Regions from separate parts of the Mus musculus genome. Here region 2 is linked to region 1. The links are chromatin contacts, found by Hi-C or POLR2A ChIA-PET in ENCODE. All regions are on one chromosome and are shown on one strand. The core of a region is the stretch at or near the end of the contact, and the rest is flanking DNA. Distances in the headings are between cores, read along the strand shown.

What was found. A loop is a pair of places that touch in the nucleus more often than their neighbours do. ChIA-PET counts read pairs that join two places held with the same protein, here RNA polymerase II (POLR2A).
Region 2: a loop to region 1 is called in a map of gastrocnemius, with 2.1 times the contacts of the local background. The contact joins two enhancer-like sites. A Hi-C loop is called at or near these places in 3 of 37 maps with a recorded cell type or tissue (gastrocnemius and heart). POLR2A ChIA-PET finds 5 or more read pairs at or near these places in 3 of 5 experiments (Patski and embryonic stem cell).

Annotation. Positions count from the first base shown.
Region 1 is chr13:51,927,965-51,932,135 of GRCm38, forward strand. No RefSeq gene overlaps it. Among named protein-coding and RNA genes, the nearest start is that of Gadd45g, 83 kb to the left of the region's middle. Within about 2 kb of position 1,970, at least 1 of the 3 ENCODE cell types and tissues checked has a DNase peak (open chromatin) inside an H3K27ac peak, as active enhancers do; it is gastrocnemius, where a contact is called at or near this core.
Region 2 is chr13:51,962,444-51,966,614 of GRCm38, forward strand. No RefSeq gene overlaps it. Among named protein-coding and RNA genes, the nearest start is that of Gadd45g, 120 kb to the left of the region's middle. Within about 2 kb of position 2,323, at least 2 of the 3 ENCODE cell types and tissues checked have a DNase peak (open chromatin) inside an H3K27ac peak, as active enhancers do; they include gastrocnemius, where a contact is called at or near this core.

The DNA of each region.
Region 1 (4,171 bases), core at 720-3,219:
CAAACTGAAAGAAACAAAATACTTATTCACGCTGTCTCTGACTCCACGCCCACCTGAAAGTGCTGCTCTTAACTTACCTGTGTACTCGGCCTCTAATTTTGATCTAACCTGGAAGGGTTGACTGCGCCAGTGCATTGAAAATCTTATTCCCGAAAGGGATACGTGGGGCACAGCCCTGTCTCGGGAAAGGCACCATGGGCAGGTCAGCTCTGTGGTAGGTAGCATTGCTGTGGTATAACATCTTTCGTTCCGTGAGGATTCTGAGCGCCAAATGCTGGGTTTTCTACTACGGGCTTTTGTGTTGGGGCAGGGCAGTCACAGGTTTTCTCTGTGTGGAAAGATGGGCTTTTCACAGCATGCAGGAGAGAGAGAGAGAGAGAGAGAGAGAGAGAGAGAGAGAGAGCGCATGGGGATGTCTGTCAGCGTGACCAGCATTGGCTGCTTCAGGACATGGGGCAGGATGGAGACTAGAGACCCAGGGTGACTGAGGCTGGGGCAGAGGCCTTAGTGATCCACACAACACAACAGCTGGCCAGCCTTTCTCTCTCTCTCTCTCTCTCTCTCTCTCTCTCTCTCTCTCTCTCTCTCTCTCTCGCTGGCTGTTTTCTCAAGCACCTCAGCTGTTGACCAAATCTACTCACTCACCTTTGTCCTCCAAGCAACTTGGTCCTTGAAACCCAGGCAGCACCCAAGGGTCGCAGCCATATTAGTACAAAGAATGGGCTCAGTAGGAACTCAGCATCTATTCTTTAAAACTTGTTTTCAGTTTTCCAAACAGGAAAGCACATATTGTGTCCTCTTAGTCTCCCAGCCAGAGACTAATTAGACTGTAGTATATCCCCCATTGTTCCAGGAAAACCGGACCCAAGGTGCTCCTGGCAGGCTAGGGCACCACCCGTAAAAGCCCCTTTCTCTGGGCCGAAGTGTTTCCAGCCAGCAACCTGGAATATGCTTGGCTGGATGAGTCAGGCTGGCAAGGCTTGGGAGGATCTGTGTGGCACAATGCTCATGAGACAGTGTCCCCACAAAGATAGATGTACACTTCTGCTCCTGAGCTGCGTCTCTATGCAGGCATGCTCTGCTGCCCTGGACCACAGCAGATGAGCTTAGTCCACCATGTGCATCTTTCTCTTCCAGCAATGGCTGGAGCGTGCTGACTTGGGATAGCAGTTTTAAAGCCTCCACCTTCCATGATCTTTGCCCTCCACCCCTCTGAGTTGGGAAGGCTGTCTCCTTTCCCCCAGAACACCGGGCCACTTTCAGTCCTCATAGGTACATGGTATCTCATAGAAGGGAAGGCTCCTGCCTCCTGCAGGATCTTCATTGGTAGCTGGCAGGTATGTTGCCCGACTTCCGAGCTGACACACAATGTGTCCTGTGGCCACTGGCTGCCATCTTGTTGAGGACACACAAGCTAGCCTGTGGTGGGATTGAAAAGTAGCCAGAGGGGGAAAGGACAGCACTCTGGGACTGAGGCTGAACGAGGTGATACCTTCCTAATTCCCCAAAGTTCCAGCTGCTACTGATCACACTGCACAGAGCCCCGGACCACAGCCAAGCCTCCTGAAAACACGAACTTGAGTGAGGTTGGTTTGAAGATGCGTAGGTTTGGGGGTGACTTCTTCTACTGGGACTCGTATCTAACACACCTGATACTCTAAGCTATCATTCATCCTCTTCAAAGATGCTTCATGCCTCTCTGTCTGGCCCTATGGACGCGGTCAGCCTGTTTGTCAGTCCTTGTGCAGACAGTTCTAGCTCCCAGACTGGCCTCTTAGATTGCCAGATGCAAATGCTAAACTCTGCCTGCTTATTTGTCAGCTTCTCCTTACTTTTTTTTTCTTTTTTCTTTTTTTACACCCCCCCCCTTTTTTTTCCCAAAAGGCTTGCAGGTGCCTTGGCACATTCTCACAAGAAGTTAAAATGAAGCCAGGGACATTGGCAGACCAGTAGGCCACTGCAGGGAAAACCAGCAGTGTACACCAGGAAGCTGATGGGGAACAGGGCTGCCTCTCAGAAGAGCATCAGCTCTTAATTTGTAAAGGAAAGCAGCGCCAGTCTTCAGGCTGGGCAAGTTGATTTCCTGGCATTGTTGGTGGGGAAAGTGAAGGGCCTGAGTGCCTGTTGCCCGTGGGATTGCAAAAAAACAAAACAAAACAAAACAAACAAACAAAACAAACAAACAAAACAAAACCCCACAGCCTTCAGTGTTTCTAGTAGCTTGCTTTTGAAAAGAAAAGCTACATGTTTTATCTTATTTTAGTTTCAGCTTGACAGTCTTTCAGTGCCATTGCATAGTGCAGAACTTTGGGCAACATGTTTCGTTCTCCTTTGGGCACCGTGTCTCTCTTGGCAGCTGGACAGAGCCCAAGAAAGCTGGGAGACACAGTCTGCCTGGGCAGTCTGTCTCCTGTGGACCTCAGCAGCCCTGGTAATGTTTTTGGCAGGAACAGGGTGGTGTCCCGAGAGCGCCAGAGGCAGATTTTCTGTGCCTGTTGATGGAGGCCAGATCCACGTGCCCTGGGGCCTCCACACAGGCAAAAGGCTGACATTCTGTTCTGCACACTCCATCTGAACTTAGATTAGGCAGGGCAGTCAGCACCTGCTTCTCCCTCAGGGATGTGGGGCTGGAAGAGTTGGCTGGTACCAAATAGACTTCTCCAGGAGCTGATCTGAGCTCAGTGGGTGGCTCTGTGAATCTACAGCTGCGGGCTGGGGAGGGAGGGGCCGGGAGCTCTCAGTGTAAGGGATGGCTGAGAGTCTGGCCCTGCTCTCTGAGTACTGGCTACATATTCTTGTTGGTCATAGGACTAAAGCTCTTTTTTTTTTTTTAACATCCTCAATACAGTCACTATGGTGTATAAATGCACTCTTCTTCCGTGTACCTGAAGCCTCATTCTCTGATATGACTTCCCAGGGCAGGTGGGACCTTGCCATCTGTGGCAGGTTTCACTCTGAAGTTCAGAACCATCTGTCCTTTTTCCTCTTTCCTTCAGCCTGTGCTTGCTCATGGAGAGATTCTGCATGGGGGAACATGGGAATTTCCTCTGAGTCCCCATGTCTGCAAGGTATATGCTAGGATACTCAGCCCTGCCTCCTTTGGGGTTATCCCACAGATGAGCCTTGTATCAAGTCCAGGAAGCAGAAGGAACAGACTCTAGCCAGTGAGAAGGAGGAACTTTCCATCTGTGCAGTACAGCGATCCAGCTCTTGATTTGCAGGGAAGCAAGATGTAGTGTAGAGTCATCAAGATGCACACGAGCCACAAGAATGCTTTATCTCCTTCCCACTGTGACCTGGTATTGTCTCCCATATTCATCTCTGACCATCTCTACCCAGGGTCGGCTCAGCATCCACACCTGAAGCCCCAGTGGGGGTCACCTCCCAGCATCCACACCCCATGGGTGGTGACAAAGTCAGTGCAGACAGACAGAGCCTGGCCCAGTGACATGCGAGGAATGTGTTAGAATTGGTAGATTACATACTTAGGACCCCTCCCAAGCTCTTCCACCAGCAATATCGTATCTGCTTCCCCTGCAATTTCTCCTCCACTCATGGAAATGGATGGAAAATGCCTCTCCTCTGGGTAACCTTTATTATGGGCGTGTGCAAGTGTCCTTGGTAAATGATTAGGATTTAGGGTGCCCAGAACGCATCTGATCAGTGATGGATGCTGCACCTATGAAGATGGCATGTACTTTCTAAACGTCATGTTGGGCTAGGTCCTCAACTCAAGCCTCCTTCTAAGAAGGACCCACAAGCCAGCCGCTGGGGATGCTCTGCAGATGACTTTCTGGTGTTCCTTTCTAGGGCCAAAATTGTGGAGCTAATGGCATGCCTTCCTTGGTGGACACACCTGGTACCGATGAAGCCAGGGGTATAGGGTTTTTCCTTACAGGAGAAAGTCTACAGGCCCTTCCAGCCTCAGAGCTGCTGGGAGGCTAAGACAGGTAGTGTAGGATCTACATTCTGTTGCCCACTACAGTCGTGCACTACTGTGCCTGCCAGGTGCTCCTTAATCCAGCCCCATGAGTTAGAGCTTCTTGTCCCCAAGAGTGTGTCTCAGCTTTGTTGTTGCAAGCTGCATTCTCACTATGTCCCAGGATGTCAGCCCTCGGCATGTTGGAGGGATTCACTGGAGAAGATGGTGGGGATGTATCATGGCTGACTC
Region 2 (4,171 bases), core at 1,073-3,572, 35 kb after region 1:
CTTGCTGGGCAGCTGCTCAAGGCTTATGCTTCTGTCTGGTGGAATCAGCAACTGTGCTGGGTGATGAGCGACTCTCCTTAGTAACTGACAGAACCATCCAAGCCCCATTCGGCTCCTTCAAGCAGTTGAGGTGTTTGATGGCTTCTTGGTCTAAGAGGATTTCAGCATGGGCCTTTGAAGGCGTGGGTCTCTGGAACTCCATGACCCGGAGCAGAGAATTTCCTCCCCTCACACCCTGCAGGATCAGTGGGTACTGGTTCTGGTTCAAGGACTTGTGTGAGAGATTATGACACACAGATCCATCCCCCAGACACACGTTGTCACATCTGCTGTTAGCAGCCTGGACTCAGTGAGCTCTTCTCCTGCTCCTCATCCCAGGAAGATGTCTCCACGTCAGGGGCTCAAGGCTCTCAATGGCTCCTCGCTCCAGATGATTAATGTCCACAGCTGCTGAACGCTGCTGGCTTTCTCATTGGTTCTTGTCTGACCCTGGGCTCACCTCTCCTCACACCATTGCTTCGGCTTTCTGGTGACTCATGATGACACACTTGCATTCTCCCAAGAAAGCTGTTGTCTCCCCCTTCCCTCCTCTTTTTTTTTTTTTTTTTTTGACCAAGTGTCATGTCTTCCATGGCCACCCCTCTGAACTTTCCTTTGTCTCCCCTCAAGTTCCTGTCTGAGATGACTTTCTAGCTTTTTATTTTTTTTTTATTTTAAAATTCTTTAATTCTTTTTTTACAGTCCAGTCTTCATCCCTCTCCCGGTTTGCCCCCTGACTGCTTCCTATCCCATCCCCCCTCTCCCCACCCCCCTCCCCATCTCCAAGAGGATGTTCCCACCCCCACTCCTCACCACACCATGCCTCTCCACTCCCTGGGTCCACTCCCTGGGGCCTCAATTCTCTCGAGGGTTAGGTGCATCTTCTTTGACTGAACCCAAACCAGGCAGTCCTCTGCTGTATATGTGCTGGGGGTGGGGACTGGGGGCTCATATCATCTGGTGTATGCTGCCTGGTTGGTGGGGCTCAGTGTCTGAGAGATCTTGGTGGTCTAGGTCAGTTGAGACTGCTGGTCTTCCCATGGGGTCACCCTCGTCCTCATCTTCCTCCAGCTTTCCCCCAATTCAACCACAGGGGTCCCTGCCTTCCATCCACTGGCTAGGTGCTAGTATCTGCATCTGACTCTTTCAGCTGTTCGTTGGGCCTTTCGGAGGGCAGCCATGCTAGGCTCCTGTCTGCAAGCACACCACAACATCAGTAACAGTCTCAGGGGTCTGAGCCTCCCCTTGAGCTGGATCCCAATTTGGGCCTGTCACTGGACCTCCTGTCTCTCAGGCTCTTCTCTACTTTTTGTACCCTCAGACAGGAACAACTCTGGGTCAGAGCTTTGGATGCTGATCTTATAGCCATTCCTCCAGCAGGCCAGTCACACAGAGCAGCCACTCAGTGCAATGCCCCAAGCTTTGTGACTAATTGTAGTCACACCCGGGCCACAGAGAGGATGGTGTCCTCCCCCGACCCCAGCCCCTAAGAGCTCCCAGAGTAGAGTCCCTTTGCTTCTAGGCCTGTTTGTGGCCTACACAGTGAGCAGAAGAAGGTGCTGATCTGAGCACACTGTAACTTGGTCTCTCTACTCTCACTAGAACTTGGTGTTTGGCTTGCCTCAGTTTCCTGGCCTTCTCTTCCTCCACAGCTGCTCTGAGCGGCTCTGAGGAACTCCCAGGGTTTCCAGGAAACAGATTGTGGAGTATGAGAACTTTCTCTCCAGCGACGTAGGGCTGAAGGGTTCCCCTTCTGGGTGAGGGGTCGGGAAGCCATGTTGGGACAGGATTTCAGCCGCAGGAGAAAAGCTCTCCCCGGCTGCAACATCTTCCCTGCTTTTTCCTTTCTTCTTTCTCCATGCTCAGAGAAAGCTGATGAGGAAGAACTAGATTTTTCTGTCTTCATTTTTTTAAGGCTAGTACACACAGCGACGGTCCTCTCTGCAGTGCCAGCGTGCGCAGGTGGAGGAAGGGCTAGGGGCAGTGGAACAGGAAACAGGCAAGTGTACAAACAAAGCCTGCAGGGCCTGAGGAGAATTATGAAGAATGCCTCTTCCGGTGTGACTCAGCCGGTCTGGGGACCAGCCCGCCCGAACAATCAGAGCTGCACAAATCCCACCCTGGTCCTGCAAGCATTGTAAAGACAGCTTCATTTGGGGGAAGGGGTTGGGTTTTCTTTGAGGGTGGAACAAAACTCAGCACAGCCTGTCTGAGGCATCTGTGTGTCAGTTCCTGCTGTGTAGACAGGGAGCCAGTGTCCTCCCTGCATGCTCCCTGCAGACACTAGGGCCACACAGGGTAGCAGTGCCTGGCTTTCAGGGTCTAGCTTGGCTTGCTCAACGGGCAGATGAGCTCCACAGCAGGTGGAATGACCCTCTCTGCTGGAATCAGCCCTTTCGTGTAGAGAAAGGGCAGCTCTGAGAAAGGCTGTTACATAGACCTGCTCAGATGGTTTAGGTAGAAGTCAGTCTCCAGAACGTTCTTCTCTCTTGCTGAATCATTTCATGGGAATTTGTTTTCCAGATCATTCTACTGTCTTGGGGTACTTAGAACAAAGGGGATGATTTAGTGGCTTCCAAAGGCTGTTTCTCCTTCTTGGCTGTGGGCCACATTCTGTCTGCCTTTGCTGAGTTTGGCACCAGCTAGGGGGTGTGGATGCTGAGAGGTGACCTCCACTGGGGCCTTAGGTGGGGACATTGAGCTGACCCTGGGCAGCGATGGACTGGGGAAAGGATACCAGGTTACAGTGGGGTCTTTGTCAATGTCCCTCTGAGGGCCTGGTGAGAACCCAGTTGTCTGGGCTGCCACAGATTGCCACCTCTGAACTTGGAATCTGTCTGTGTTTGAAGGTCACGGGCAAGTGTAGTGTCTCTTTCTGTCTCTTCTTGGGGTCTTTCTAAGGATGCAAACAGACAGCACGAATGTTCAGCAAGCGCTCTACTGGAGGGGGAAGCCCAAGCCTGTCCTCTGTTTATGAAATGAAGACGCACGTTCAGTAGTTTCATTGTTCCTCAACAGCTCCATCCCTTTCTTCCAAAAATGGGGACATACTGGGAAATGGTGATATAGGATGTCAGCTTGGCAGGAACACAGATGACCAGGGGCTTCACAAACATCTGTAAAGGGAAGATAGCTTATTATTGTTAATTATCAATTTTAACGTTTTATTTTTTGTTTAATATTTTTGTTTTCTGAGTCAGGGTCTTTTGTTGCCCATGCTGGCCCTAAACTCACTAGCTGAGGCTAGCCTTCACCTTCCTTGTGCTAGGGTTATAGAAGTATACTACCATGACTGGTTTATAAGGTGTTGGGGATCAAACCCAGGGCCTCATGCATGTTAGGCAAACACTTTACTAACTGATCTGTACCCCGGGACATTTTTTTATTCTGTACTGATGACAGCTCTGACCCCTGACTTCTGCTAGCAAGTAGTGTGTGACTAGATCTTTTCTCCCGAGGTTGCTTATCAACTCATGTTCTTTTTTGATAACCCCGTCAACTGATTTGGGACAACTAAGCTGTGGACATAGCCTTGGGGCAGAGCACTTGGCTGGTTCAAGCTCTTCTCCCTCCTCCAATAATAAATAGAGGGCAACAGAGGATGTCCTTCATGGTCCCATCTGTCTGCCGGAAGCAAGCCCCAGGTTCAGTGGCCCTTAGGGAAAGAGGCTACATGGTGTGGATCCCAGTAGGCTAAGCTTGTTCAAGGTCCTCTCTCTGTCTTGCCTACCACCCATCCCACAGACATACCAGGTTAAGTTGTTCTCAGGAGAAGTTTATGCAAGGTTGTGGTGGCCTCGAGGCTGGCATAGAGCCAGGAATCCACCACCAGCCAGCTCACCTCCAGCTTCTACAGTTGTTCATCAACTTCCCAAGGCCCAAGACCCTGGCTTATGAATGTTCATTGTGAAACAGGTCACTGGTGCCATCAAAGATGGAGGCATTAGGATCTGGATATAGGCTTCTGTCTGCCTTCTGGGGCCCTGTTAGGGCTATGGCTAATATTGTTAACGGCCGAATGTTGAGCGATACTGGACTATACTTTCCCTGAGTCTGTTTTGTTCTCTCTCTGTCTCTCTTTCTGTGTGTATGTGAGATATGTTTCGTGTGTATGGGTATGCACGTGTTCATG